3 separate regions of the Mus musculus genome follow, and all the other regions are linked to region 1. A link is a loop called in an ENCODE intact Hi-C map of the cell type or tissue named here. Cell type or tissue: left cerebral cortex. All regions are shown on one strand. Region 1 overlaps Cnst (consortin, connexin sorting protein). Region 2 overlaps Smyd3 (SET and MYND domain containing 3). Region 3 holds the start of Tfb2m (transcription factor B2, mitochondrial).

Region 1 (8,000 bases):
TCACCTTAAGTACTCTGCCGTTGATCAGATAAATGACGTTACAGGGAGTCCTAGCTTACAGCTAGGGCTGACATCCACAGAGCTGAGCCCACACTGCCCACCCATGTCGTCATCTATAGTATGAAACAAGCAGGCACCTGCTCCCCGTGGGCTGGGGTGTACACAAGTGAGCAGCTACATCCCCTCCTGTCTCTTCAAACTCTCTCTCTCTCTCTCTCTCTCTCTCTCTCTCTCCCTCTCTCTCTCTCTCTCTCTCAGCTTCTGATCCCAAATGACAAGCTAGTGTCGTGGTTTATAAGTAAGAGATAGGACACAGGAAGGTAGCCTGTGTGAAAGTCAGAACATGGGTGGTGGAGGCTGAAAAGCTGCCTCGTGTTTTCCTGTAAAGCACCAAACTATAAATAGGTCTTTTAGGCTTTATAGTCTGTGACAACTACTTAGTTCTGCCTTAAAGCCTCCCACCCCCACCCCAACCCCCACCCCCCCGCAAAGAGCTGGAGAGATGGCTCAGTGGTTAAGAGCACCAACTGCTTCTCCAAAGGTCCCGAGTTCGATTCCCAGCAACCACATGGTGGCTCACAACCATCTGTAATGGGATCTGATGCTCTCTTCTGGTGTGTCTGAAGATGGCAACAGTGTACTCACAAACATACAATAAATAAATAAATCTTTTTAAAAAAAGCTCCCCCAAAGCTATGCAAAACTTGGGTAGTTTCCAGTTAAATCTACAAAAACAGTGAAATACAGCTAGGGATGGTAGCGAGCAGGAGACTTAGAGAAGATCTCAAGTTCAAGGCCAGCCTGGGCTATATATAGCAAGTTCCTAGCTTTCTTGAACTGTGAAGTAAAGGTGGCCTGTAGAGGGTTGGGGGCATGGGGGAAAGAAGAACCAGGGGGCTGCGGGCTATATAGTTTACTATCCTCTGCATACAGAATGAGTCATAGAAAGCCGAGAGAGATTCTACAACAAAACTCCCCAAAAGATTTTGACTATAGATTACTTAGTACTGTGTGTACTTTCTCTGAGGTACTAAGGTAACTCATTCAATGTTAAGTTTGCTACCGTATCTTAAGTGCTGTCACTAAGCTAGACGTAAGTCATGCATGTAATTCCAGACTTCTGCTAAGACAGGAAAATTGCCATGAATTCAAGACTAGCCTGGGAAAGACCTTGGCTCGGAAGGAGGGAGGGAGAGAGGGGCAAGCAAGCCAACCTGTGGATGAATGAAAGGGGGATGGAAGTATAAGTCACTCTCATGGTGCTCTGTGGTTGCACGTGTAACATAATCGCCGATAAGTCCCAGATACGCCCCACACTCCACATAACCACTGGTTTTCCCACTCTCTGACAGGCCATTCCTGCAGAAGGGCTGGTGTCCATACTGAAGAAGAGGAATGACACAGTAGGCAGCCATCCTGCACAGATGCAGCAGAAGCCGGCTAAGCGCAGAGTGCGATTCCAGGAAATAGACGACAACCTGGAGCAAGGTGCGCCCCGGCAGCCCTGGGTCTGGGAGTGCTGGACAGTCAGGTGACACGAAGTTTGCCAGCAGGATTTGTAAGGGTGTGTAGACTCAGTTGCACTATCTTCTAGCAGAGAAACAAAGTTTCTCTGTTATATCTTAAATTTTTTTCCTTTTTTTTGCCGAAATAAATGAGTGAGTTGCAAAATAGTCTTTGTAGTCTCACCAACCCAGAAATAAGTCAAGGTTGAAAACTCACCTCGGATATATATATATATATATTTCTCCTCTCCTCCCCTCCCCTCCCTCCCCCCCCCCCTTTTTGCTTGCTTTCTCTCTCTCTTGTGGGCTTGTTATTTTTATTTTGTTTTTAGTGACACATTACTGTCCCTCCTTTTCTGTGAGGCACTCTGTACAGAAGCCAAGCGTCTCCCAAGAGCTGCTCAGCACAGTTGCCCTTGAGCACCTCTGTCCCTGGCTGGCACTCAGGCGATGCTGTTATGGGCCTCAGAAATGTTTTTATTTTATCCTGGCATCTCGTGTGTAATCAGCACAGCTCCCCTGACCCCAGGGGACTTCTCTAACCTGACCACACACATGTGCACCCAGGTCTGGAACTCTCAGGCCACCTCCTCCCTCACCAAGCTACTCAGCTTTATCCTTCTTAAAATACAGACTACAACCACCTCTCTGCCAGTAAGGTCGAGGAAAAACATGTAGATACCGTGTATGGATTGATGTCAAGAGTCTTGCAATCTTTGTTGTACTGACGAGCCAGTGCATAGGCAAACCTCACTCCCGCCTGGAGCTTCCTAAAGAGCCCAGCCCACACCCTTCCTCGGGGCAGCACTGTGTCTAGAAGTGTAATGTGGAAGCTCATAGGTAACTGGGGTGTTTAGAATTTTTTTTATGTGCATGGATATTTTGCCTGCATATATGTCTGTGCACTACATACATGCAGTGCCTGAGGAGGCCAGAAGAGGGCATCAGATCTGCGGGGAAATGGAGTTACAGAGGGTTGAGAGCTGTTGTATGGTGCCTGGCATTCGAAGCTGGGTCCTTTGGAAGAGCAGTCAGTGCTCTGAACTGCTGAGCTGTCTCTCCAGCTGCTCATGGATGATCCTAAATTTATGACAGCCACATAACAAAAGTAACAGTATATGAAACCTGTCTTAATGGTATATTTCATTTAACAGAGCTTATCAAAAATATAACATGGTCAGGACTAGAGAGTTGCTGGTGAGAAACTTCCCTCTTCTCCTCACTCTGTCCTCCAAAGCAGGAGTCTGTTTCACACTCCAGTTCATCTCTGTATCAGCCACGTATCGGGGGCTCAGCTGCAGCTCACGTTTGTCCCCACCACAGCCCATCATGCATGTTGCTTAAGCAAAAGTGACATTTTCAGATACCTGAATGGTATCCAAACGTCATCCCTCCATGTACCACAGGAGCCAAGACTCCTGAATAATAAAACCTGCAGATGCTCAGGGCGCTTGTATAAGACAGTGTGTGTTCTCAGGGACTCTGCTCACACCTCCTGTGTACTTTCTTGGACACTGATGATTTGTGGTGTTGTTGTTGTTGCTGCTGCTGCTGCTGCTGCTACTGTTGTTGTGCATCTCAAACCTGTGTCACAGTGTATGTATGGAGGTCAGAGGACAACTTCTGGAGTTGGCTCTCTTCTGCCACCATCAGTTAATTCCAGGGATTGCGCTCAGTCTTGTGTGCCCGAGCTCCTTTACCAACTCTGCTATCTCACCCATCCTTCCTTACTCTTCTTTTTAAAAAATGTCTTGGATCAACTTCAGTAGTTGAAGTCACCTCTGGATTATATATCAGATCCCGTGAGTTTAAATAATCTGTACATAATTGCTATGTGGTATTGTTTAAGGGGATGTGGTAAGAAAATAGTACATATTTAGTGCAGACAGTTCTTCCGAACATTTGGTCCACAGATCAGAGCCCATAGATGGGGAGGAGTCACGGTGATGAGAAAGTGGGAGGAGATGAACTAGGTCGCTAGCCTAGATTAGCAGGCATCGGAGGACTGTGATTAAAAGAACCCGTGAAGAGACTTGAGCTAAGCCTGCTGATAGTTTAACCCCGTTCTCCTGTTTGCAGATGAGGTTGGTGGTGGTTCCTGCATCCTGCTCATCTTGCTGTGCATAGCCACTGTCTTCCTCAGTGTTGGAGGAACTGCACTCTACTGCACCCTGGGCAACATTGAGTCACCTGTTTGCACGGACTTTGCCGACAACGTGGACTTCTATTACACTAAGCTGCTGCAGGGGGTGGCAGGGCTGAAACACTGGGTCTACCTCTCCTAGCAGTAAGCGTGGCAGGCGTGACAGACGGCTGACAGACAAAGAAGATGCAGACTTCCCCGACAGCGTTTATCTCAGAAGTCATGAGACATCCCTGCTCCCTGGCATCAAGGACCCAAGGATGAACGTTAGAAACAGCAACATTAAACAGCAGCCCAGGGAACACAGATGTAGGCACCGAGGACAGAGAGAGGGAGCTATGGCGAGCAGGCCCCTCTCCTTGCTGCTTCCCCGTGTCATGTGGGGCTCACACTGAGGGCTAAAGGGCACTCCTGGTTTACAGTCTTGCTCCACAGCCATTGCTTCCCACCATCATGCAATAAGTTTCTTTGTCATCAGAGAGCATTATCTTATGGCTTCAGTGCCATTTTTTAGTTAATCTCGGGAACTGTGTGATTTAAGCCTTGGGCATTACTCTAGATTCTGGTCTCCATTTGCAAAATGGTTGTGGGGGGCGGAGGCAGGGGTGGTCTGAAGCAGTGATCACAAGTGGATAGCCAGCATAGAATACAAAGATGACCTTTATTCTTTTAACTTGACGACAATGTGCAGGCACAACTCTTTGGAGAAGGCTTACCTGTGAACTAGATAAACTGTAGAGATGTTGGCCCCGAGTTGAGAACTGACAGACCTGTGTCGATGAACTTGACAGGCCCAAAGGCACAGGGACAGAACTCCCAGGTCCCAGGTGAGAGTTCACTCTGGCTTCTATGCTGCCTCAAGAGATGAGTGCCGGGCTCTGTGCGCAGCTCAAGAGAAACTTACTGAGTGTCTGTTATGTCCTGAGAGCCTCAGGAGAGCATCCTGAGTAAGGAGTGGTTGCCACTGTGCAGGTGTTTAGGGCAGGTAAACCCATACTCTGACGAATGAAGCAGACTACCACGTGTATGCGTACTCTCAGGCCGTGCGCTTAGGTGTATGGAATGTGTTCCTCTCGTGGGCTCATTCTAGAATGCTTCATGGGCTCATGAAGCAGAAATCCAGTCATACCCTAAAGAGACAAATGTCTAGTGTTGTTTAATTCTGTCACCAGGTGGCCATTCCTCATTTGCGGTACAGTGATCTAATGTTTAGGAGGCCTTCCTTTGACTTTTTATATTCGAGGCAACATCTTTTTTTAAAAATCATGAATTATAGTTTTTTAGCAAGTGACCGTTATGTTCTGTTTTCCTGTCGGGATCGTTTGGAAGGAAGGAGAAAACTGGCTTTGCAGGTGTTACTGGCTGGCACAGTACCTTCCTTTGTGTCTCTGCTTATTTATTTGGAGTGTGAACTTAAGGAGCTTTTTTATGAATTGAGCGTGCGCTGCTGAGCCTGCATTCCTTCATCCCACCGCTGCCTATTTAATTAGATGCTTAGTGTTTGGATTTTATACCATTTCAGCTCCGTGTATTTTTAGACTTATTTTGAAATTGACTTTTTATTTTCACTTATAATACTGCGTGGCTTATCTCTTATGTCACCATAAACTGTAATATTTTCGATGGGTATAGATCAGAGTTATTTATTTAGAAGTATACAGAATGCTGAAATTTAGATTCGTTATACCTAAGGCTGATTTTATTAGAAGATTATTTTAATGTCCTACTATAAACTTTAAGACTTTGTATTCATATCATATGTAACATAGGTCCCATCATCCTGGAACAGTGGTTCTATAGGAGCCACGAGCGAGGTCATCTGTGCAGGCTCCTCTCGATACACAGACATTTCACCCTCATGATTTCTAGCTGCGGGGATTTGATGATCTTTGTTTCTGCCAATTTTATGTCAAGAAAAGTTCAAATCTCCCTCCTGTTCACCTCTTTTCGGTCACTCAGAGTCCCGTGTGATCTCTGATGTTGTATTTGCCTCTCAGCCACCTTGGCCACATTTCCAAAACCCTGGGTTTCCTGGGAGAATCCAGTAAAAGAAAGGGCTGAAATGATACCTGGCTAACCAGTGACCCAGTTGTGTATCCAAGGAGCCGGTGCTCACCACTCGGGGAACCAGAGTGATCGGGAGCAGACTGACCTCGTGACCTAAAGTGGGTGTGAACTCTCACCTAGAAAACCTAGGGTACCTTTGAAACCTGTAATGGTCATTTATTGCATGAATTGGAGTATCCCCCTGCAGGTGAGAGGATGCTATCCTACGTACAAGCATCAGACAACTATGCTGAAATGTCACTCCTCCTCTCATTTGAAAGTACTGACAACTATTTATACCTAGAGTTCTGAAGAACTGTATTTGAGGGTGTCAAATCAAGCTTGTAATTTAAAATCTACACCAACAAAATGTCTCCGAGAATTTATTTGAACCCTTTGGGTGTTGGGGGACGTGCTTGAAAGCAAACTATAATGCCAGAGGTCGGGCCAGTCCCTGAAGGAGATGCCAGCTATTTGGAGCAAGTCTTTTTTTTTTTTAATTACATTCACATATTTTGGGGAGGGACCACAATTGTGCCACAGTGTCCATGTGGAGGTCAGAAGAACACTTAACGGAGTCGCTTCTCTCCTTCCACCATTAGGGTCCAGAGGCTCAAACTCAGGTCATGCGCTTGAGAGCAAGCGCTTTCTCCCACTGAGCCATCTTATCACCTCTATTTTGAGGACATCGTAACGTCCCTAAGTAACAGTTCTCAGCTTTTAAAATACCTCTCTGCCTGACTAGTAACCAGGCTCCACTCTCAAGTGCTGCATCCTTTTAGACTTGAAAATCAAGTCCAGAGTCTGATTTTATCAGTCTGTGAATTGGGGTGTGAGAGGTGCTGAGGAGCTGAAGTTTGAAGGTCAGGCTTATTTTGCAAGGGCAGATGTGATTTGGGTCTCCTGAATGGCAGGACAACATAGCCTAAGGGGAGCAGTGAGGAAGGACTGGGTGGGGCCAGGGTGGGGCGGTGGGTGTTGAACAGAGGGAAAATGGAGACCAAAGAAGCCTTCGGCTGGTGACCTCCTTTCCTGACACTGGCCTTTGTGACACTCACTCCCCATACATAGGCGGGTTATTTTTCATTATTAGCATCTATTAATACTGGGTTTCATTATGACACTTGCATACGTGTAGATAATGCATTTTGAGCATCTTCATTACCTGGTACACTCTTGTTCCCCTCCGTCCCTGCTCATCCCCTTCGAGAGGCTGGGTTCTTCATCCTACTGCTAGCAGGCAGACCTCTGTAAGCTCTCATTGCTTTGGGCACAGTTGATCTTGTGTGGCGTTTGTAGTATTTTGACATTGATGCATTCTGTGTCTGAATAAGCACATGTACATCTCTAAGCCACAGGTTTGGTGATGCTCGGCTCCACTACACTTCTGTTTCCCTCACATGACCTGCACCTGCAGAGACTGTACGAGTGCCTCTGGGGCTTTTGGACTTTAATAGCAATGTAGTAAGCTGGGCGTGGCTTTGTGTCTGGTGCTGAGCAGCTCGTGTTTGCTGCCTTCTGCCCCCTTACACACATCAGATTGCCAGCCCTGTAAGCACAGTGAGAGGGCTGGGGGCCCCACTCGGCTTAAAGAGCTTGCGTCTGATAAGGGAATGTATTTGTAAAGAAGGAACCAAAAAGAAACTAGGTAACAACGTGCTACCTAGAGGATTGGAAATTCAAGTTCTTTCATTCTGCACTGTTGGGAATAAAGGAACTCACAGCAGCTGATAGGAAAGTCAAGCAGCCATCTTTCCTGACTGCCAAAGGTCTGGTGGTTACTATGTAACCAGTACTGCATCACAGCCGCTGTGAGCACTGCTCAGTTGGTAGCAGGCAGGTTTCTAGCAGTGGGAATCATCTCAGCCAAAGCTTGCTGTTCAAAACAGAAGGGTTCAGGCTGGTGCTTGTTTGCCCCTTGTGCACAAGACAGTGTCAGATAAATAAGTAAAGTCTTAATTGCCCTGAATTGAAAACCACCTCACAAGGAAAACTAGGGCTAGAGAGTGTTGCCAGTCAATATGGCAGTCATTTAAGAAGTACTCAGGGCACAAAATGCTCTTAAAAAAAAAAAAAGTACTGCTGGCCCATTTTATGAGACCAATAGTGAAACAAGATAAAGACAGTGAGAAAACCAAGAAGCTAAAGTCACTATTGCTAGTCCACCACTATGTCCAAAATCTTTTAAAGAAAATAGTTGCTAGGACAGAGTCAGAGAGGCAGGGACAGCTCAGCCAGTAAAGCACCTGCCTGGCCAGTAAATACAAGGACCTCAGGATCCCACGTGAAAACGCACTTGCAGTCTC
Region 2 (8,000 bases), 110 kb before region 1:
AGCATCCAACTCAAACCTGCAGGATTAATCATCTCCACACCCAACCCCCCTCCCCCTCCCCCTCCCCCTCCCCCTCCCCCCACCCCCTCCCCCTCTCCCTCCTCCCCTTCCCCCTCCTCCTCCCCCTGACGTGCACCACGGCTGACTCCTGTGGAATGCTTCATTAAATGCTACCCACTCTGCCTCGGTTTTCTTCCTTTCAAGACAGGATCTCAGCATGGAGGACTCCAGCAATCCTGTCTTCGTCTCCCTCACTCTCACTAAAGCTCTTATGGCTCGGGAGATAACATTTATAGGACAGGAATGGCAGCCCACAACTTTAATCCCAGGTCTCAGGAGGAAGAGGCAGGCAGATCTCTGAGAGATCAGGTCCACATAGCAAGTTCCAAGACACCTAAGGCTTCATAAAGAGATCCTATCTCAAAAGTACAAAACAAAAGAAAAAGGACAGTTTGTGTTTATTTCTTTATGAAAACACCTTTTATTTTTATTTATGCATTTGTGACAGCATGGGTGTATACATGCATGTGTGCATGCGCACACAGAAGCCAGAAAGCAGCTTTGGATCACCTGGAGACTGTGGGTGTTACAGGCTGTTGTGTGTTAATCCCATTTGGGTACTGGGAACAAACTCTGGTCTCTACAAGAGGAACAAAGACTCTTCAGTCCAGAGCCATCTCTCTAGCCACAAGAAAACATAGTTTGTAATCCAAGCATGGTAGCATGCATCTGTTATCCCAGAACTTGAAAGGTGGAGTCAGGAGGATCTGAGTTCAAGGCTATCCTCGGCTAGTTAGGAGTTAGAAGACAGCCTGGAGCACATAAAACCCTCCTTCAATAATAAATAAATAGAAAGTTTATTTCAAATTAGTATGTTTTAATAAGTGTTTTGCAATGTATCAGTTTTTATTTCTCTATGCTGTAAATATTAATAGACATAAACAAAACCTCTTACACCAGATATGGTGGTATAGGCGGCCTGGATTGCCAACACTTGGGAGGTGGAAGCAGAATCAGTAGTTCAAAGTCACCCTTGACCACATGGTGATTTCCAAGCCATCCTGGGCCACAGACCTTATCTCAAAATCAAACACTGTGCTCAGCAGCTTTTTTTTTTTACTACTCAGCAGCATCTTCCTACGAAATCTGTTCCAATAAATTTTCCAGCATGTAAAGGGGCTATGTCAAAGGACAGCACACAAGAAGAGCAGCCGCCACCACAGGCATTAGCTGGCTACTGCCATCCCATGAAAGAGGAGAACAAGAACGGCACTGCTCACAGAGATTTCCAATAGCAGTCATAAGTCAAAGCAGCACAGACCGCAGCAGTGGGCAACAGAACAGTGGGAAGAAATCTGATGTCTCCATGGCAGGGGCGAGGAAATACAAACTGACAGCAGGGAGCTGGCTGGTCCTGGGGGTCTCACCATTTGCAAGCCCAGGATTAATTAACTACTGGAGAAGTCCGTAGGACACTGATTTCCAGGCACCATCCTCTACCCCCTGTCCCATGTCCTTCTTGAGCACCCGGAGCAAGCATCGAGCAGTCTGGAAATGGAAAAAAGCTTACTGCCGTGTACAGAGCAGGTCCTCCTGTCTGATAACAATGTCCTCGGCTGTGGCATTCACATGGATCAAATGTTTTCAGGCTCAGAGCTCAGCCACGCGGCCCTTTCCCAAACCACCTTGCTAAAGAAAATAAGCAAAACAACAGGAATTATGACCGTCACCTGCAAGGAAGCCTGGAAGTCATTCGTGTCCACAGTGTCCTTTTCTACCCACTAGTCACCAGTCACTCCATCTCATTCCTTCACAGGTCTCGGACCCCCAGATAAACCCATCAGCCATTACAAGGAATACCCAAGCCATGATTTCAAAACAGCGCTACAAGTATAGCCTATGAAATGATTCTACCAGTCCTCTGCCTTCAGGGCTTCCTTATGGAAAAGGAGTTTATACGAAGTCAGTAACTGGCTTGTGCCCAGCACTAACAAACTTCACAAAATTAGCTATCATATAAACTCAAATGATGTTCAAATGATTTTTTTTTTTTGGTTTTTTTTCGAGACAGGGTTTCTCTGTGTAGCCCCAGCTGTCCTGGAACTCACTCTGTAGACCAGGCTGGCCTCGAACTCAGAAATCCACCTGCCTCTGTCTCCCAAGTGCTGGGATTAAAGGTGTGCACCACCACGCCCGATGTTTCTTTTTTTTTAAGATTTATTTATTTTTTATTATATGTAAGTACACTATAGCTGTCTTCAGACACACCAGAAGAGGGAGTCAGATCTCGTTACGGATGGTTGTAAGCCACCATGTGGTTGCCGGGATTTGAACTCAGGACCTTCAGAAGAGCAGTTGGATGTTCTTACCTGTTGAGCCATCTCACCAGCCCCTGATGTTTCTTTTAAAATAAGTTTTAGATATATTCATTCTATTATTTAAGTTTTTCCAGCAGCGGCCGCCTTTCTTGGGGCTCTGTCGTACCCTCTCAAGAGTTCCCAGAATTCCAAACATAAACTATCCTCAGTTGGCAATATCATACCCCTGCTAGAGCATGAGGCAAATCATAGTCACCTGCTGTGGACAATTTGAAGCAGCCCTATATCCCACACCTGGGATTTGAAATGAAAACATATTCACATAACATTTCTGTGTGTGTGTGTGTGTGTGTGTGTGTGTGTGTGTTTTAATTCTCAGTAGTTTTCCATACAAATATGGATTTGTACCTGGTGAAGAGAGTCAGAAACCCTGGAAGTGAGTTACAGGGAGTTGCAAGCTGCTCCATCGGTCTGAGAACCAAACCCAGGTCCTCTGCAGGAGCAACCAGTGATCTCAATCAATGAGCAGTCACTGCACGCTCTGAATGTCTTTTACTCATTAGGAGTCAGGGGCACCAGGTTTCACGATTTCCACTCGGGGTAGCAAGCCAGTGTGAGAATTGACCTTTGCTAAACTAAACTATTCATTACAATACCTACCTTTCTTGGTAACTTAATTTAGAAAATTCACCCAACACCTCGATCTCTCAGATGTGTGATCATTTCAAAAATTGTTCCCCTCTAACTGTTATGCATGCCCCTAAGACATATAATGCTAAGCAGATTAGCACTTCAAGTCAATCCATTCTGTGACCATTTGTAACTGTCAATATCAAATCTTCAATAAAGTATGGTGGTTTGGATGCGAATACCCGCCCTCCACCGCCATGGGCTCATACACTCACGTACTTAGTCTCAGGATGATGAACTGTTTGTGGAGGACTAGGAGGAGTGGCCTTGTTGAAGGAGGTGTGTCACTGGAGAGGGGCTTTGTCTATCTGTCTCTGCTCACTGCCTTCCTCCTCCCCTCTGTCCCATCCCCCCGCCCCCCATCCCTCCCTTCTTGGCCTGCTGCCTACAGATCAGGATGTAAACCTGTCCGCTACAGCTACAGGGCCATGCCTGCCTGCTTTTCGCCATGATCATGGACCAGCGCTCTGAAACTGTAAGCAAGCCCCAATTAACTGCTTCCTTGTGTGAGTTATCTTGCTCTTGGTATCGCCTCACAGCAACCGAACAAAAACTAGGCAAGGAAAAACAAAGACCACCAAGCTCAGAAGAGAAGGCTGTTGAGGCTGACTCCTATAATCACAATCACGGCGTTGGGGTCAGATGAGGCAGGCCTTCCGGGAGGTCAAGGTCAGCTACAGGATATCTGGAGTTCCAGACTAGCCTGAGTTGAACAGCTTAACTGGTTAAGTGCTTGCCTTGCAAGTGTAAAGAGCTAAGATCAGTCCCTGAGGACCTACCTATACAGAAGCCAGGAATGATGCACATTCTTGTTATCTCAGAGCAAGAGAAGTAGCTAGGGAGCCTAGTCTACTTGGTAAGTCCAGGGCCTGTGAAAGACCCTATCACTCACTCACTCACTCACTCACTCAATCAATCAATCAATGGCAGTGCCTGAGATACTGCCACTCGAAGTTGTCGAGTTGTCTTCTGGCATCCACACACATGTGTACATACATCCATAAACATGTACACACACAAAATAAATAAATATATACATATATATACATGTGTGTATACATACACATACATATGTGTGCGTATATGTGTGTGTATATATATATGTGCATGCATACATACATACATATATTTTTTTGAAGGGCCTTTAGCCAGGCACAGTGGCACATCCCTATAATCCTAGGACTCAGGAGGTAGAAGGCAGAGGGAGGAAGACCAGAAGTCAAATGCCACTCTTGGCTATACAATTCAGGTCAGTCCGGGTGACACGAGACCTGTCCTAAACAACTAAAAGGACCTTTAACTGTGTAATTCCACCACATTCATAACCTACTCTTTTCCTCCTGGCCTCATCCCCAGCTCAGAGGCTGTAACCATCCTGTGGGCTCTTATTTACAGCCTAGCCTCAAGTTCCTTCTGCTCTCCCCACCCATCACAGCTACCCAACATCTGGGTCAATCCAGCCAGCAGCTGCCAACTGCGGCAGAATGAAAAGCACTGCACTAGGAAGTGTTCAGAGGTTAAACAACAGGTTTTAACTGGTCCTGCCACACTCTACATGAAGCCCACGTTTCAGCAGGCGATTCCCTCTTCTTTCCTAGAAAACTATTTTGAACCTTCTAAGTCTGAGTCACTTAGCAACCACTTCCTTGGCTGTCTCACACCTTTTTTAAAAAAAAAATTTAAATGCATTTATGCGGAGGGGGGATTGCCTGCACGTATGTCTATGTATCACATTAAAAGTATTTATGTGGGGAGCCGGGGGAGGGAGTTGCCTACACATATGTCTGTATATCACATGCACACGTCAAGTGCCCCTGCAGAAGCCAGGATGGTATTGGATTCCCTGGGCCCAGAGTTACTGTTGTGAGCTGTCTCATGGGAGCTGAGAATCAAACCGGGACTCTCTCAAAGAGTAGCCGGCACCCTTAACCACTGAGCCATTTCTCTAGCAATGAAAGTAATGCTTGTTTCAATGTTCTGGTTTTGTGTGTTTGTTTTTTGTAATCTCTCTCCTGAATATGATGTGGTGTGTTCTAGAACTCATGGGGTCTCACTATGGCTGGCTTAGAATGTGCTACATAGACCAGGCTAGCCTTGAACTCAGAGATCTACCTGCCTCTGTCTCCTGAATGCTGGGATTAAAGGCATGTGCCAATGAACTGGATTTTAATCACTGCTGCTGCCTGCTCTCACACCACATCTCACCACACCACACAGAGCTGTTTGCCCTTGCCTGCAGTCTAGGTCCAGAAAGACTTCACTATCTTACTAGACCATCGTCCTGCAGTGCCATTATGGCGAAGACATATACATTTCAACTCAAACGTGGTGACCTTGTGTTCTTGCTGGACTGGTGCCATCTTGTCTCTTGGGACATCATTTTGCTCCCATCCCTGGTGTCCACAGTCCTGACTTAAGGGTCCCCATCACACAGTCCCTTGTCCTGATGCCTGCTCTTCCCTCGGTCACTAACCTCCTCCATCCATCTCACTGAGAGCATTTCAGAATCCCTTGCCCCAGAGGCTCCCCTGTGTAGCCACTGCCTTCTACCACTGTTGGGCTATGGCAAGCAGAGTTTCTCTTCTCATGACACTAAATTATAGTGCTGGGGGTGAGGGAGTGTGGCTTGGTGGTAGACTGTTTGCCTAGCATGTGTAAAGCCCTGGGTTCTATCCCCAGCACTACAAAAAAAAAAAAAAGGAAAAAAGATCCCAAATAAAGAGGAGAAAGTATAGAGATGAAGACCCAAACTGTACCATTATTATCTGTCCCTCAGTCCATTTAACACACCCCCATAACCACAGAATGTCAGCCAGAGGAGACCACTTGGAGCATGTAACTCCGACAACATGGTCATTCTCTACATTCGCACACTTCTCTCCACAATCCACAAAGGCAGGAAGACCTTCCCACTTCCAAGTCCTACTTCCCTCCTGAAAGGCACAAAGCTCCAACCCTTAGTAACACATGAAATGCTCTTTGACTTATAGAAGGAACTATCATTAGAGTTTGTCCACAGTCAGTATTGATAGAGCAGCAGGCAACATGGCCCTTTCTAAACCATCCCCCAAATACTGGCCCTTTACAGCATAAACAATTTCCATCTGCGGTGTGCCTTGTAAGCTAGAATAGAAAGGTTAGACTTTGGTCAGTACCATGGTAAGGAGACTTACAAATGCAAGGTGATACAGTCAAGAGTTAGTTTTATATTTTCACTTGTGTGTAGCACCTATGTGTACGTGTGCCTTGTGTGATAACATTTTCACTTATGTGTACCTATGTGTATGTGTGTCTCGTGTGAACAGATACCTGCAGAGAGCTGAAGACATGAATTCTTGGAGCTGGAATTACAAGTGATTGTGAGCCAAACGACAAAGATGCTAGGGATCAAATCTGGGTCCCCTGGAAGAGCAGAAAGTACTCTTTACCTCTGGGTTCTTTCTCCAGACCCCACAGTGAAATTTCACATGCTGCATTTAACCAACATAAGCTGAAAGTAAACAAAACTCATTGTACAATCAATCTTTTGTATCAGCAGCAAACTAAAAATGTGTACGACAGCAGGGAAAACAGTATACATGATTGCAAGTCACAAGTTTATCTTTTTCTTTCAAGTTGCTAGGCAATCGCTACCTCAGAGCCATAGCCTCAGCCTCTTTATTGTCTTTTCCATTCACTACATGAAAAGCCAGAAGCCATTCCTTAAAGGAGAAGAACAAGAGATACTAGGAAACATATTCAAGTTTGAGGTCAGCCTGGTGTACAGAGTGAGTTCCAGGACAGCCAGGACTACACAGAAAAACACTGTCTTGACAAATAAAGCAAACAAAGAAAGTGTCAGACACACTAGAACATGCCTATAATTCCAGCACTCGGGAGTTAGAAGCAAGATAAGGAGCCGAAGTCATCTATCCTCAGCTACATAGCTAACAACAAGCCATAGTGCGCTATCAGAAAACTTTGTCTAAAAATAAACAAACAGATAGACTTATAAATACTTAAATAAGACAGATAGACTTATAAATTAGTGCTAACCAAAGCACTAATCAAATGCAAAAAAAAAAGCAAATAGAACCTGGTAACCATTTGTTCTATTTTTATCCCTTCCCCATAAATGTTGCAAAGTCCATGTTTTTGTTGTTTTTGTTGTTGTTGTGGTTGGTTTGGTTTGGGTTGGGTTTTTTTTTTTTTTTTTTTTTTTGGTTTTTCGAGACAGGGTTTCTCTGTGTAGCCCTGGCTGTCCTGGAACTCACTTTGTAGACCAGGCTGACCTCGAACTCAGAAATCCGCCTGCCTCTGCTTCCCGAGTGCTGGGATTAAAGGCATGCGCCACAATGCCCAGCTCAAAGTCCATGTTTTATTAGGTAATTATATAATAGTCAAATAAAAGACAGAAAGGTTGGGGGCTGGAGAGATGGCTCAGGGGTTAAGAGCACTGACTGCTCTTCCGAAGGTCCTAAATTCAATCCCAGCAACCACAAGGTGGCTCACAACCATCCATAATGATATCTGCTACAGTACACTCACATTAAATAAATAAATAAATCTTTGGACCAGAGCAAGCGGGACCAGAATTAGAAGAAAAAGTGTCTGAAAACAGCTACAGTGTACTTACATATAATAAATAAATAAATCTTTAAAAAAAGACAGAAAGGTTAACAGAACATGGTAGCAAACGCCTTTAATCCCAGCATTTAGGAGACAGAGACAAGTGGATCTCTGAATTTGAAGCCAGCCTGGTGTACATAGTGAGTTCAGAGCAAATAGTGAGACACTGTCTCAAAAAAAAAAAGAAAAAGAAAAAGAAAAAAAGTTTGCAAAATAATCCTGCCAGACACTCATATTACAAAATGAGAGCTATGTCTGCTCTGCATTAGAACACAAAAACTCAACAATACAACACCTTCTTCTCACTTTATAAGTGATGGTGAATAATAAACAAACAAACAAACTCCACGTACAAGAAGAAGAACAGGAAAATGTATTCCACAA
Region 3 (8,000 bases), 79 kb before region 1:
TCCCAGGTTCTGAAATATTGCCTGTGAACTCACATCTGGTCTTACTACTTCCTGATATCTAGGATCCATTTTAAAGAAGTCACAGTGAACCACCTGTAGCTCTCCATCCATGTTCCTCTGTAAGGGCTAAAGAGACAGTGGTGAGATTAGAAATGTATCATCATGTGCACCATGGGACAACTTAAGATCTACCTCAAAAAATAAGAAACAATAATAAAAATAACAACAGCTGGTGGGGCAGGCCTGAAATCTTATCACTCATGAAACTGAGGCAGTAGAATTATAAATTCAAGAAGGTCCCGAGTTACACAATAACACTAAGGCCAGTCTATCTCTATGATATAGTGAGATCTGGTCCACAAAATCCAAGAGCTGGACTGCATTATAAAGCTTAATGGTAGAACACTGGCCAAACAAACAAGGAGGCTCTCCAGCAACTCAAATCAAATCAAACAATTCAAAAATCTTGCATGAAGATGTAAACAGTCCCAGTAAACCTCAAATCTAACAAAGGAAATAAAAACCAACTATTGCATGAGAAATGATCAAATACAACAGTTTTCTTAAGAAAAGATGTCTGAAACACAGGTAACCTTGCAGTGGCCGGGGAGCTCAGTAGTTCAGGACTCGTGTAGCTGTACAAGGCTCTGTGATCCAACCATCAGCACATTAAGAACCAAACCAAGCCAGGCATGATGGTGCACACCTTTAATCTCAGCACTCAGCAGACAGGAGCAGGTGGATGAGGCTGGCCTGGTCTAACAGAGCAAGTTCCAGGGCAGCCAGGGCACACAGAGAAACCTTGTCTCAAAAAACCAGAAAAAAAAAATCACCAACAAAATTTCTTGTTCTTTTCTTTTTTAAATTTTTTATTGTTGTTGATGATGCTTTAGCTGTTTGTAAAGGTGGCTCTCTTTTGGACGGTGTGGGGAATGTTAAGGTAGGGTCTCACTATGTAGCACTGGTTGGCCTGGAACTTACTATGTAGATGAGGCTACCCTCCAACTCTTAGGTGATGGATTCTGCTTCTGTCTCCCGCATGCCAGGATTGCAGGTACTTGGGAGGCAGAAGCAGAAGGAGCTCTGCCAATCTTAGTCTACTAGCTTTTTTCCTTCTTCTTTTTCTTCAATGTTGTCAATTACAAAACAGTTTATTTTGTGTTTCACCATGTAGTCCTGTCTGGTCTAAAATTCCAAATATAGACCAGGTTAGCCTTGAAACCAATGGCTCTCACTCTCCTCCCTCTGCACCAGACTTGAGGAATGAAAGGTGCATGGCACTTCACCTGCCAGGCTCTCTCTCACCACCCAGGTTTAACCATGGGCCTTGTTTGTGCTAGGCCAACTAGCTGTTCTACCATGAGCATAACCCCACTAACGGCCAAAAACAACTCAACCTTCCAAAGTTTCATTTTTAAACAGTTTGATCTTTAGATATTGTAGCTATTTCCACAAGATTTTCGTTGTCTCGCAGCACCTTTAAATTCAGGCCATTCTTTCTTCTTGCTTTCAGGAACCTGATATAGATGTTTCCTGAATTAATTTCTTCTCTAATGGTTAACTGTCAGTTAAAGACTCAGAAACACTGAAACAATCATTTGGGAAAAAAAACAACAACAGCAGCATTCTGCAACTGTGCTTATCCATCTCAACCCTTTTTGGTTTCACTTGAAGTCCTAAGTAAACTCAGAGAGAACAGTGTACCACCATTAACCTAACCTTAGCACTTACTCTTGAAAGTTAAGTTCACACAGGGCAGAGCCACAGCACAGTACTGAAGATGGGGACATGAGCTTAGTGACCAATTATATATCATTCAGCTAGACTGTATAGGAAGGTAAGATGGGACATAGTTCCTCCTGATCTTAAGGGAATAAACTACACTCATTTAACAAAAGGTAGATTAACAACTGAAAAGTGTAACCACAAATTAATGGGAGCCTATGTAACAAGTGTTCCTATGTAGATCTAGAGAAAGTGTCCAACTTCACGCTGAGAGTCAATGGAGAATGGGCAGCTCTGTGGGGATGAGCTGGAATAAAAGGGGTGTGACCTGAACCAACCAAAGGTGGAAGCAGACCCAGGGCCGCTCCGTTCAGATTCTTAGGCTCTCTACGTTTGTCATTCGTTCCTCTTGGGCAGAGGGTGAACGCTTCTGACAAAAGAACTCCCGATCCTCTATGAATCAAGGTAGGCCAAAGGCAGTTCTCACACAGAAAGCTTACAGTAATTCTCAGGCCTATCATTTCTTTTGCAGTGAGGTGGTCCTAGCTTCTGTGTCTATCCTGAGAATAGGAGTTCTGCTCTCTAGGGCTTGATTTGAAGAACAGGAGGGCAGAAACACTTTCTTCCTGAAGCTACACCTGAGGGCTTCCAACTGTCCTTTATTCCAAAATACTCACTTATTATTAATGAGTCATGCTTTGAGGTTATCATTTTCGGGGCCCCAGTAGGAACTAGAAAAGAGATTTCAGAACTCCCAAGCTTTCAGAAACTCAACAAGCATGGAACACTCAACAGGTCCTAGTCTTTATAGATATATTACTTTAGGAACATAAAAATATACCTCCAAATGTGGAATAAAAGTCTTTTCACTTTCAAAGGCAACCACTCTGGCACCAGCTTTAAGTAATGCCCCAGTCAGGATTCCAGGACCTGGTATATTAACAGAAAAACTTTATTTGCAAAATAAACAACATACTGTCTGATTCTGTCTCTCCATTTCTATCTGTCTGTCTGTCTGTCTGTCTGTCTCTCTCTCTCTCTCTCTCTCTGTGTGTGTGTGTGTGTGTCTTTCTCTTCCTCTATTTTTAAGACAGGATCTCACTGTGTAGCTCTGGCTGTCCTGGAATTCACTCTGTAGACCTCGATGGCCTCCAACTCACAGATCAGTCTGCCTCTTGCTGGGATTAAAGGTGTGTGCCATTGCATCCGGCCACAGTCACTTTCAAAGTCGACTTTACACAAGCTTCAACGACACAATGTTTCCAGATAACATTCTTTTTGCATATAGAAAACTATGATTAGGCAGTTACCTTGAACCCACAACATCTCAACAGGTAAGCTGTACAGCCTTCTGTCTGTCAGTGACAGCAACACTTACTGTCCTAACAAATGTCACTATTTCCTAGAAGAAAAACAAGTATATAAGATAGTATGTAAGATTGCGACTACCTCTTACTCACGGACTATTTGAATGTTTAGCCATAAAAATTACTGTCAAGTCTAAACGAAATGACTGTCAGTAAGAAGTGATGCTTAAGAAAGAAAAAAATACAATTCAGGGTCAATGAGAACGCTCAGAGGGCAATGGCGGTTGGCGTAAAGCCTGAACACTTCGTTTCAATCATTGAGATCACAAGTGTAGGGCGAGAACTGACTCTCGCTAAGTCGTCTTCTGACCTAAACACGCGCGCATACACAATAAACAAACACTAATTTAGGATATTGGGCACGTAAACGCTAAGGGCAAAGCTTCTGTTCAACTCACCTGGATTGCACTCTAGTATAATTTGACGGGATGGGTTTTGGTGCTCCAGCAGGTCCCGTACCAGGTTCCTGGCCGCTTTCTTACATGCTATGTGACGCGTAGGCTCCGATCGATTCCTGGATGTCCACGGGGACGACTCCTCCAAATCAGAATCAGGCAACGGCTCTATATTGAAGTCAGAGAAGCCGCGGCGGTTCCTCGTTTGCCAGTCCTTCCGCGTCGCCGCTCCGGACCCTAGAATGCAAGATGGGCCGCGGGCCAACGCTGACAGCGCGATCCGCGGGGGAAGCCGCATCGCCGGTCCCCTCATCCTCCTCTAAAGTCCACCTCAAACACCAGTTAAGGTAGCCTCTGCGAAGAACGCAGAGCACCCCATCACACGTGCACACATTTCACCACCACACTAGGCCGGGCGGAAGTAAACATTACGAATGGCGCATGCGAACGACCTAGCCTCAGTCCTTTGCTCACTCGCTTCCGCTTCCGCCTAGGCTCCGCCCCCAGGCTCCTGTGCGTGGACTCTCCGGGTGTGTCCGTGCTGGAACTCTATGGTCGCCCGCCCTCCGCACTTCCTCTCTAGCCGCGGTCTCGCACTCTATGCTCCTCGGTCCGGCCGCCAGCCGGGAGGGTTGCGCAGAGGGAGGCGGGGCGGGAAGGCTAGAGGTGTCCGATCCTCCAGTGCCGCGGGAGACCCGAGCCGGCGGTGTGACAGCTCGTCGGCCGCCATGTCAGCGCGCGGGGCTGGAAACAGACCCGGCGCCCGGCGGTAGCCCTTGCATTGCCTCGGATGCCCAGGTAAGACCAGCAGCCCGGCTGCAGGGGATCAGCCGGCTGGCGGCGACCGCCGAGCTGTGGGGAGTCGCTGGCTCCTCCCCGGGCGCTGTCCTCCCCGGAGTTGCAGCGGGTCCCTCTCGCATCCGCCCCCTCTCGGATCTCCTGTTTTCCCCGCTTTTCTGCGGGTACGCGGTTGTCGCGCGTCGCGCCAATTTCTCCGCGCGCGCTCCCCTCCCCGGGGACCCGGCAGCTTCTACTCCGCGTCGGTGTCTCTGTTCGGTGGCCCGTCGCCTGTGCCAGCTTCCCTGCGGGTAGCTTTTATTTGCCCCCATATACCTTCTTTCCCCTCCACAGCTACCTCTTTGGTTGTCAGGAACCGCCGAGTGCCTCCCTTCTTTCCCTCCCTGTGGGCCAAGATTTACCTTTTCTTTTTAATATGCATGTTTGCAAGACTGAAATTTCAGGCTGAAAAATTTTAATATTTGAAAGCTTAAAATTCCTTCCCATGTTTAAAAGGATTAAAGCCTTAGGAAGCTTCCTTATTCTCTGTGTAAACTTAGTTAAGCACATTGTACCGTAGAATGCAATTTAAAAGGCCGATTGCAAAGACTAAAAATAGGATACTCTAATGGGAATTTTGGCAGTGTTAGAAGATCCTTTTCTTTGAGAGTGATTTCGGTGTTTGGGGATCGTACTCAAAGCTTTGCCCATTATCCCTTCCATCAAGGCTGGAAGCTGCGGCCAATCAACTTCTTAGTTTAAAATATGTACAATCCTTTCTGCTTACTCTGCTGGCAGCATAATTGAGCTTGGCATATAAATGCACAAGGAAAGAGTTTCTCAGGAATGTGTCACCTGCCAAGTAGCCTCAAGATTGCCCTTAGCTAATGAAACTCTAGGGCGGAAAGAATTGACACCTGAAGATGGCCTTTTTTGCATGGTAAGTTAGTACACTGCAGAAGCTATTAACTGTTGTTCACTGATCTTGATTTTGTTAAGTTTTTGTTTTGTTTTTTAACATCCTTTCTTTATTGAAATTATTCTTCCCAGGCATGGTGGTAAAAGTCTGTGCTCCTGGCATTCAGGAGGCTGATTACCCACCAGTTGGAGGCCAGCCTGGGATGCATAGAGTTCAGGGCTAGTTTAGGATATAGTGAAACCATGTCTCAGGAAAAGAAAAAAAGCAAAGGTGACCCCCCCCCATTGGCATTTTGATAAACTCAGAAGGATTCTAGACTTGCACCCCTCCCCAGAGCTATATTTTAACAATTGAATATGGCAGAATGATTTTTATAATTTTTATTAATTAAATAATTAATTAACTTTACCTCACGATCCTTGCCTCCCCTGCCTCCTCTCCTCCCAGTCCCTCCCTCAGAATGATTTTTAAAAAATATCAGAGCAATAACAAAATTTACTTACCCAGTATATTCTTGAGTTTTTCATTTTTAAAATAAGCCTCTTAAGGCAAGGGGATTGTAGCTCAGTGGTAGACCACTTCGCACGTATAAGGCCCTGAATTCCAGACCTAGCACCATTTTTAAAAATTTCACAATGCCTGTGGACCACAGCCTACTCAGTCCAAGGAAACTTGGGGCAGGGTTTATTTTCCTTTTGAGTGGTTGGCGTTAGGAAAGTTATATTTATCATTGTCCTTCTTTGTTAGGGGTCAAAGCCTGGGCTTTGCACACGCGCTGGGCGAGTGCTCTGCCCTGGAGCTACCTCCCCAGCTCCCTGTTTCTGTTTGTGTATGTGGTATGCATGTGTGTGCCTGTGTAGTGTGATGTCACGTGACTGTCACTGTCCACTGTTTTGTTGAGACATGTTCTGTTCCTGACCCTGGAGCTCAGATCCTGCTGGGCTGGCTGTCCGTCAGTGTCCACGGCTCCGTCTGCCTCCATCCTCCACGCACTCAGGTTATGGGTGTGGGTCTTTGGGGATCAGGACTCAGGTTTCCATGTTTTCTCTGCAAACGCCTTCCCGCCTGAGCCCCCACCCTTGGTTAACTCAGCATCCCTGGCACTGCAGGCCTTTGCCATGTGCCTAGTTGTTTCCCTCTGCATAGAGTTAATGGTATACTTGTCTGCATTTGCAGGTACTCGAGCAATACAGAAAGCACCCACCCCATGTCCATTTCACTTTTAAAATGAATCTTAGAGTCAGCATTTAGACCTACATTTTTAGAAAAGCTTAATTAAAGTTTTTTTTTTTTCACAAATTGCTTAGCAGTTGGGGCTTTTGTATCTTGTGCAATTTTTGTGCCTTTGAAGTAATTTTTCTTTCTAATAGTGCCTGCTGGTTTCTTTATGGCTGGTTTTAAATTATTTTTCTTATTAAGTTATCATAATCAGATTGCTTGAGAACGGAAACTACTGGTTTCTCTCTTTTTTTTTCTTGTAGCTTTTAAATGAGAATTGAAATTGGGAAATACTAAATGACAGTTCTGGCTTGCATCAGACTCAAGGCTGGAGAAGCATTATTCAAAGGCGTGGAAGATAATTCTAAAACTTGACTAGCAGTCCCACTTACCAGGTGGAAATGGTCTTAGTGGCTTTACTCCTCTGTATAGCAGAGTTACAAGTAGTTGTCAAGATTTCCTGCTAAGTCTGCAGCTCTGATGTGGTTAACACTCAGCACATCTCAATTAGGGCTGACCCTGTTGCAAATGTCCAAGAGTCACTTATAGCCAGTGCCTCCCTCATTGGCTGGCACATAGCTATAGCATTGCTGTTTGATGCTTAAAATGTCTTTCTACCTGGAGAGTCTGATTCTCTTGGGATACATGAAAAAAAGCCTCTCTCTCTCTCTCTCTCTCTCTCTCTCTCTCTCTCTTCCCTTTTATAAGTGCTTCCATTCTCAAACTGAGAAGATTCTGTGCAGGAAGAGGGTTCTAAGAAGTCTCTTCCTATTCGGTGTTGACATCAAACTCCGCTCCTTTAGTGAGTGCTGATGTCAGTGCTTGTTTAGTGAGTATCAGAAGATGAATAGAGGGCTCAGTCATTTCCTTGGGTGTCATTGTGACACCTGTGCGGCAACACTGTATCAGGGCTGGAAGAGTCTTTGTCTACTAAGTCTGTTGGCACTGAGTAGGGTGTTCTTGGGAAGGACCTGTGGAACGCTTGAACTTGGTTGTGAAACAGGTAGGGTACCTGCTGTTGTTGTGTTGAAACTGACCCTTTTCTGACCCAGTTTCAAGTATAGCTGATGGGTTTGGAGATGTGGGCCTCTACAGCATGGTATTTCTTATCAAGAGCGAGGTAGATTTTTTTTTTAGGCAAATTATAGAATGAGAGAGGATGTGCTATTTTGGCTTTGAAATCATGGGAATCAGAGTTTATGTTTGTTAGAAGGAAGTGTGGCGGCTTTATATAAAGCTGCTGGCACATCGTCTAGGGACCTGCCAGGAGCTGCTTCACAGCAGGTGTGGTAAACTGTCATGTTCAGATGAAAATGTCATGGTTTAGAGCTGAAGTAACATGGAATCCAGCTTCCCCATGTGGGGACCAGCCTGACCCAGCATTGGTCCTGTCTTGACTCCCGTGTTCTAATACACTTCCCAATTAATACTTCTTATAATTTAACACTAAACAAGTCTGCTTCTCTGATCAGGAGACAGACTTTCTATCTAGAATCCAGACTTTATAGAACAGCACACTGTAAGGCTGCCTGTGGAGGGTCTACAGGAACAAATGCAGAGTTGGAGAAGGTGGACAGACTAATTTTTGTGAAAGAGGTG

What was found. Peaks named below come from ENCODE experiments on the same cell type or tissue, not always from the same donor. Only the 100,000 strongest peaks of a DNase experiment are listed, where the experiment ranks them.
Region 2: a loop joins it to region 1, with 3 times the contacts of the local background. A loop is called at or near these places in 31 of 42 quality-filtered maps.
Region 3: it touches region 1 in a loop (2.7-fold over the local background); 12 of 42 quality-filtered maps call a loop at or near these places.

Annotation. Positions count from the first base shown.
Region 1 is chr1:179,621,415-179,629,414 of GRCm38, forward strand. It overlaps Cnst (consortin, connexin sorting protein), which reads left to right. Exons shown (of 11, transcript NM_146105.3): 10 at 1,353-1,488; 11 at 3,585-6,059. The coding sequence ends at 3,790. Among named protein-coding and RNA genes, the nearest start is that of Sccpdh, 43 kb to the right of the region's middle. In left cerebral cortex, CTCF peaks have their summits at 2,442 (motif pointing right) and 3,151; DNase peaks (open chromatin) are centred at 1,405, 2,425 and 3,145.
Region 2 is chr1:179,507,447-179,515,446 of GRCm38, forward strand. The region is part of intron 1 of Smyd3 (SET and MYND domain containing 3); the gene reads right to left. Among named protein-coding and RNA genes, the nearest start is that of Smyd3, 6.6 kb to the right of the region's middle. In left cerebral cortex, no CTCF peak of the experiment used is centred here; a DNase peak (open chromatin) is centred at 4,658.
Region 3 is chr1:179,542,332-179,550,331 of GRCm38, forward strand. It overlaps Tfb2m (transcription factor B2, mitochondrial), which reads right to left and starts at 3,945. Exons shown (of 8, transcript NM_008249.5): 1 at 3,491-3,945; 2 at 2,567-2,655; 3 at 1-126. The coding sequence starts at 3,800. Cnst (consortin, connexin sorting protein) reads left to right here and starts at 4,198. Exons shown (of 11, transcript NM_146105.3): 1 at 4,198-4,285. In left cerebral cortex, a CTCF peak has its summit at 4,327; DNase peaks (open chromatin) are centred at 3,367, 3,680, 4,027, 4,391 and 2 more places; H3K4me3 peaks cover 2,486 bases; H3K27ac peaks cover 1,486 bases.